Regions from separate parts of the Homo sapiens genome. Here region 1 is linked to region 2. A link is a loop called in an ENCODE intact Hi-C map of the cell type or tissue named here. Cell type or tissue: heart left ventricle. All regions are shown on one strand. Each heading gives the region's core, and the rest is flanking DNA. Links, peaks and the distances in the headings are about the cores only.

Region 1 (2,916 bases), core at 255-2,754, 95 kb after region 2:
TATTTTGCTCAATGGTGAAAGAATAACTCCAAGGTCACTTTAGACAACCTGGAATGGAGCTAGGATTGAACCATAAACTTGTCTGACTCCAAATCTCATAATCTTAACATCTTGTCATCAGCTTTTTCAAAGAAATAATGAATCTGAAAGCACACATGCATGGTCTCAAAAACCACAGTCCTTCTATAAAGCTTTTAAGTATCTGTCAGGGCCCTAATCATTTCTGCAACATGAATGAAATGGATGAAAATTAATTTTAATATTGGTTTTACATTAATATGGAAGCTAATGTTTGAACTAGATCAGCCAAAGAGTCCCAGTGCTTATCTAAAAAGCAAGTGACTAATGTATGGAGAAATTCATAATTCTGTACTCTACATACCCTTTAGCATTTATTTTTCCTTCTGGCTGTAGATTTTTACAGGATAATAGATGATTCTGCCTGTGGAATACCTCACCTGATTCCGATTTTTCACTTGAATTCATACTCCTCTGACTGGAAAAGAATTCTTCATTTCTATGGCAACCAGGGTTTTGTTCCCTGTCCCCTCCATTTAAAATTCCAAGCAGATACCCTTTATTTCAGAAATGAAATAAACTGTGGAAACAGGTGACTATTTTTAAAACATGTTTTCCTCTACATGTGGTCTCTTGCCATCAAGTTAGAAGAAATATTCCTTACAACCAACCTTCCCTGTGCCTTCAATTTTGTTCTTAAGTGCTTGTCATTGGGGCAATTACCAGTTGGGCGAACAACTTTTCAGCGAGGCCTGGATTTGAGGTTCTCCAGTTACTTGTCTATGCTTTCCTCTGGGATGGGGTAGAGAATTCCTTTAAGGTTGGTTGATCCTCTCTTAAAGATTATTTGGAACAGATCAGAGACACCCATGGTTGACATAGAGACGTCTCATTCATTTTAATAAGAGCCAGCAGAAACAAGGAGTGTTCATAAAAGTAGAATTAAATACAACCTTTTAATGTCTTCCACACTTTCCAAAAGCGTGGGCGCCTTTAGAATGGTCATTTCCAAGAATCAGAAAGCTAAGAAGTGCTCTCTGGGGTTGCGATGCCATCAGACATCAGGCAGAATAGGGCCCAGAAGATGAGAACTTTAAATCACAGCTAGGCCCATGAGCTCACCGGAGCAGTTCACAGCCTTCTGAGACATTCCAGTGGCCAATTACCCATTGCCTCTTGTCGGCGTTCCACCTGATAATGAGCTATTGCTGGAAGCTCTGGTCCACCCTGCCATCCTCTCCACCTTGTTCACTCACAGTCAGTGAATGGGATATTTTATTGGAATTGTGTGTATGTTTTCCTTAGCTCCCTCTGTCAGACAGTATGATGAGATTGTTACATGCCAGGGGCTTATGGTCAGAGTTCCTTGCTGTTGACTTTCAGGAAACTATTTGGCCTGTGTGAATCTCAGTACACTCACCTAGAACTGGAGTCAAAAATATCTGCATCACTAAATGTGATGTGAAGCACCTGACACAGTACCTTGTTCCTTTTTAAAATTTACTATTTTTATTTTACTTTATGTTACGTATTATTATTATTATTATTGAGATGGAGTTTCACTCTTGTCGCCCAGTCTGGAGTGCAATGGCGCTATCTCTGCTCACTGCAACCTCCACCTTCCAGGTTCAAGTGATTCTCCTGCCTCAGCCTCCTGAGTAGCTGGGATTACAGGCGCCCACCACCATGCCCAGCTAATTTATATATTTTTAGTAGAGACAGGGTTTCACCATGTTGGCCAGGCTGGTCTTGAACTCCTGACCTCAGGTGATCCACCCACCTTGGCCTCCCAAAGTGCTGGGATTACAGATGTGAGCCACCACGCCTGGCCTATTTTCATTTTAATTTTTATTCAGTAAGTATCTCATCATCATCCTTATTACTACTTTCCAATTGGAAATTATAACCTTATATCTGATTGTCACAGTAGAATATTCTATCATCCCAGATTTGAGGGAAGCCTGTTTTCATTAACCTCATCAGTCCTGAGCTTCTTTTAGTTTATCACTTTCAGTTACCGTCTTTTAGTGTACCAGGATTCTACATATAAAGAAAATACTAGTGACAAGACAAGCACTTGAATTAAGAAAGACCTTTAGTTAAATCCCAGTTCCATCATATGCCTGCTGGTTTCATGAGCATCCAATGAGTAAGGCACTCACTGGCCTCTCTTGCCTTCAGTCTCTCCTCCGTAAATTTGGAATCACAGTACTTTACAGAATTAATTTGTAAACAGACCAGATAAGGTCTGTGGCAGTGCCCGGTACAGAGCCCGACATGTAAGTGTTAATGCGTTTGCTGAGAGGATGTAGCTTTTGGAGCTATTATGGTTACTTACTGCTTCAGAAAAGCACCCCCAAAACATAAGAACTTAATCATTTCTTGTGCTCATACATCTGGATTTTGAGTAAGGCTTGGCAGGAAAAGCACATCTCTACTCCATGGGTGGCTGTCAGGTGGGTGATGCAGATTAACTAGAGGACAGAAGATTTGCTTTCAAGGTAGTGCCCACATGCAGCTGAAAAGTTGGTCCTGAATATTGACTGGGAGCTGAACCAGAACCGTGGGCCAGGGTGCTGGTTTCTTTCCACATGGGGCTCTCCCTGGCCTGCTCAAGCTCCCTTATAGCATGGTAGTGGGGCTGCGAGAACACGCATTCTAAGAGAATATGGCAGTAGTATTAGCTATTTTTATAACTCAGCCTTGGAAGACACATCATATCACTTGTTTTGGACTCTATAAGTGAAGGCAGTTGCAAAGGTCGGCTCAGGTCCAAGGGTTGGAAGACAGGTTCCGCCACTCAACAGGAGGAAAGCCAAGATCAGATTCTAAGAGCACGCCGGATGGGAAATATTTTTGCCACTATCTTTGGAAACATGATCTGCCACAGAAGCACTT
Region 2 (2,916 bases), core at 166-2,665:
CCATTTTCTCTTTTGTTAAGCCTAATGTGGGCAAAAAGAGAAGGGAGTCAGTTATTCCTAAAAAGATAGTGGTTATTTTTCTTCTTGGTAGAATTTTGGGTTCAGGGGAACAGCAGAATCCCCAGATATATTAGAGACCCCAGAATAGACATATCTTTGTCTTGTTTTCTGCTCAGTTCCCCAGGAGACTGAATTAGTCAGCTATTGCTGCATAACAAATAGCTACAAAAATCATTTGGCATATAGCACTAGGCATTTATTTTTGCTCACAGGTTTGCAGGCTGGTTATAGCAGATCTATTTCAGGCTGCGAATCTTCCCCATGTGTCCCATTTAGGGGCCCAGGTTAGAGAGGCAGTGACTCCGGCAGATGTCGGAAACTTCCAGAATGGTGATCAGAAACTCACCATGCGCCTTCAGGCCTAAACTCAGGACTCAGACACTGTCACTTCTGCTCACATGCTATTGGCAAAAAAACAACAGGGCCAAGCTCAACATTAAGGGGCAAGGAGATAATTTCCTCATCTAAAGGTAGAGAAGGAAAGGGGTAGAAATGTGTTGAATAATAGTTGAATCCGGCAAACACTACGAGACAGTTGCATTACATGTTGAAGCAGAAGAGCCTGAGGCAGCCTCACTGAGACCTTGAATCCTCTCCTTGGAGAGAGGGAACAGAAAAACTATTTTCCCCTGTTGCCTAGAATGATGTGCAAACCATGTAGCTCGATGTCTGAAATATTGCAAGTGCTTATAAATATCTGCTTTGTCTTGGCAGCTCTGCCATAGGCTCTGGTTTTATTCATCATCTACCTGGATAATATGCATTGAAATGATAGTCACCACTTATTGAAGGGTTAGATTGTGCCATTTATGTCTCAGTGAGTACTCCTAACATCCTATAAAACAGATATTATTATTAATCCTATTTTGCGTATTAGAAGACTGAGGGTGGAGAAGTTGAGTAAGTAGCCTAGGAACCCTGGTAAGGGACAGAAAAGTCCCTGTCAGAACCCACGTGGGTCTGGCACAAAGCCTAAGGCTTTCCACGGCTCTGCACTGCGGTGTGTGAACCCAGGATTCCTCTCTTTGAGAGTTGTTCTCTTCTGTCTTCCTCCAGAGGCTGCAGAGAGCTCTCAGAATTCAGCTTCCAGCCACAGCTATGCAAAAACCAGAAGCAACCTTTACAGGGTAATTAAGCAGCTTTCCCATTAAGGGTTCACTAAAGGAAACTTGGTCTTGCAGCCAAGACCAATGGAGTCTAGAAAATGTCTCTTCCACAAGGTTTTGAGAAGGCGCAGCTTGCCTGCCTCCAAGCAGCCCCTGGGGAGTCCCACTGAAGGAGAGGAAGACGGGGCTGTCATTGGCACTGCGTGCTGGCAGGCAAGAAGAGTAGGGCTGGCGGGCTCCAGCAGCGGCCTTGAAGTTTGACTACCTCCAGTAACACTCTATTTATCAGGCTCCTGGCTCTGCGAATAGCCTTGTCAGCTGCTGCTGAGTCAGGGTGGGTATTTAATTAAAATCACTGTGGTGCTGTAGGAATGAGAGATTGGGAAGATAGCCAATCTCTGCAACCCTTCTCTTCACTGGTTCTTCCCTGCAGAGCCCCACTGCCAGGCCCGGGGCCTGTGACACCCCACTCTGTTTTCTCTCACCCAGCAAACAGCACAATCAGCTCTTGCGAAAGGCCTGCCCCACCTGGAGCCTTCAGCTTTGGCAGTGTGGCCACTGGAGCTTTTTAAAGCTGTGCACATGAATGCCAGAGATGCCACTTCTGTTTTCTTTAACAAATCATCGCGTAGAAGCCAGTGGCAGTGGTTTGCAGTAGAGCTATGATGTTACCAGATTGCCTCATGGACAAAACTCTGCTTCTGAGGGGTTGAAACACACGAGGGACAGTAGTAAACGGAGAACCAAAGTACCCTTTAGTTATGATTGTTAGCTGGGATTGTGGCCCAAACACCGCTGATGAGTTCTCTGGGAATCTAGGGAAGACCAGGTGGGCAAGGGCAATGTGAAAGGGCCCTTCTCTCTTTCTAAGCCCAAATCAAGTATTTGGGATTTGATGATCATCTTGCTATAGGCCTCAATGTACAGCACACGGAAGCGTGCGTTAGCCTGTGTGCCCAGGAGGAGGGAGAGGGAGAGGGCTGGTGAGGAGTGTTAAGGCCACGGGGCCTGCTCTGGCCAACTGGACTAACTGAATGAGTGCAACATGGAGGAGAGCAGCACCCCCCAGGGCCTCGGAGTATAACGTACTGGACACATGGACCTGCAGAGCCGTCAACACTTCCTGCCAGATACAGGCCCGAGACAAGGGCAGGGGTGGGGAAAGGCAGGCAGCTCCAGTGCCATCCCTGACTGTGGACCCAAACCTGCTGTGCTTCCGGCACCTGGCTGGCCCCAAATGTTTAAACAGGAATCATGGACAACACCTGCCTTCAAACAACTGATTTTCTGTGAAGGGTGACAGATGTTTTACCAAGTCATGGTAACAGTGAAAAGCCTCACTGCTCTTTGGAGATTTCCCTGGCCCCCTCCTCTCTTCATCCCCTTAGCTGAGGGAGTCATGGAGGCAGCCTTTCTGTGCCTTAATTTTCTCACCTGAAAAGTGGGCATATTATTCCAACCTCGAAGGTAACTATGAGGATCAAACTGAAGTTATTTAACTTCTACACCACTGACTTCAGACTCAAGTGTGGCAGCCTCAGCTTTACTGCTGTTCATCCATCTATCTCCATTGTGAGCCTTTTTCTTAATATGTCCTTCCCAAGTGACAGAATTAGTTGTCCCATCATTTCAATTGGTTGGGGGAAAAAAATCCCAGTATTTTTGGTTAGGAAGCCAGAGGGTTAACATATTTCATCTGTTTAATGTCTGATTAAGACATTGATAGTGTATCTCTATCTGCTTTCTTATC

The links. A loop is a pair of places that touch in the nucleus more often than their neighbours do. Peaks named below come from ENCODE experiments on the same cell type or tissue, not always from the same donor. Only the 100,000 strongest peaks of a DNase experiment are listed, where the experiment ranks them.
Region 1: a loop joins it to region 2, with 2.9 times the contacts of the local background. A loop is called at or near these places in 4 of 110 quality-filtered maps.

What each region holds. Positions count from the first base shown.
Region 1 is chr15:91,531,108-91,534,023 of GRCh38, reverse strand. No RefSeq gene overlaps it. Among named protein-coding and RNA genes, the nearest start is that of CRAT37, 69 kb to the right of the region's middle. In heart left ventricle, for the core only: no CTCF peak of the experiment used is centred there; no DNase peak of the experiment used is centred there; H3K27ac peaks cover 493 bases.
Region 2 is chr15:91,626,347-91,629,262 of GRCh38, reverse strand. No RefSeq gene overlaps it. Among named protein-coding and RNA genes, the nearest start is that of CRAT37, 160 kb to the right of the region's middle. RefSeq lists an enhancer at 1,443-1,943. In heart left ventricle, for the core only: no CTCF peak of the experiment used is centred there; DNase peaks (open chromatin) are centred at 1,392 and 1,662; H3K27ac peaks cover 1,916 bases.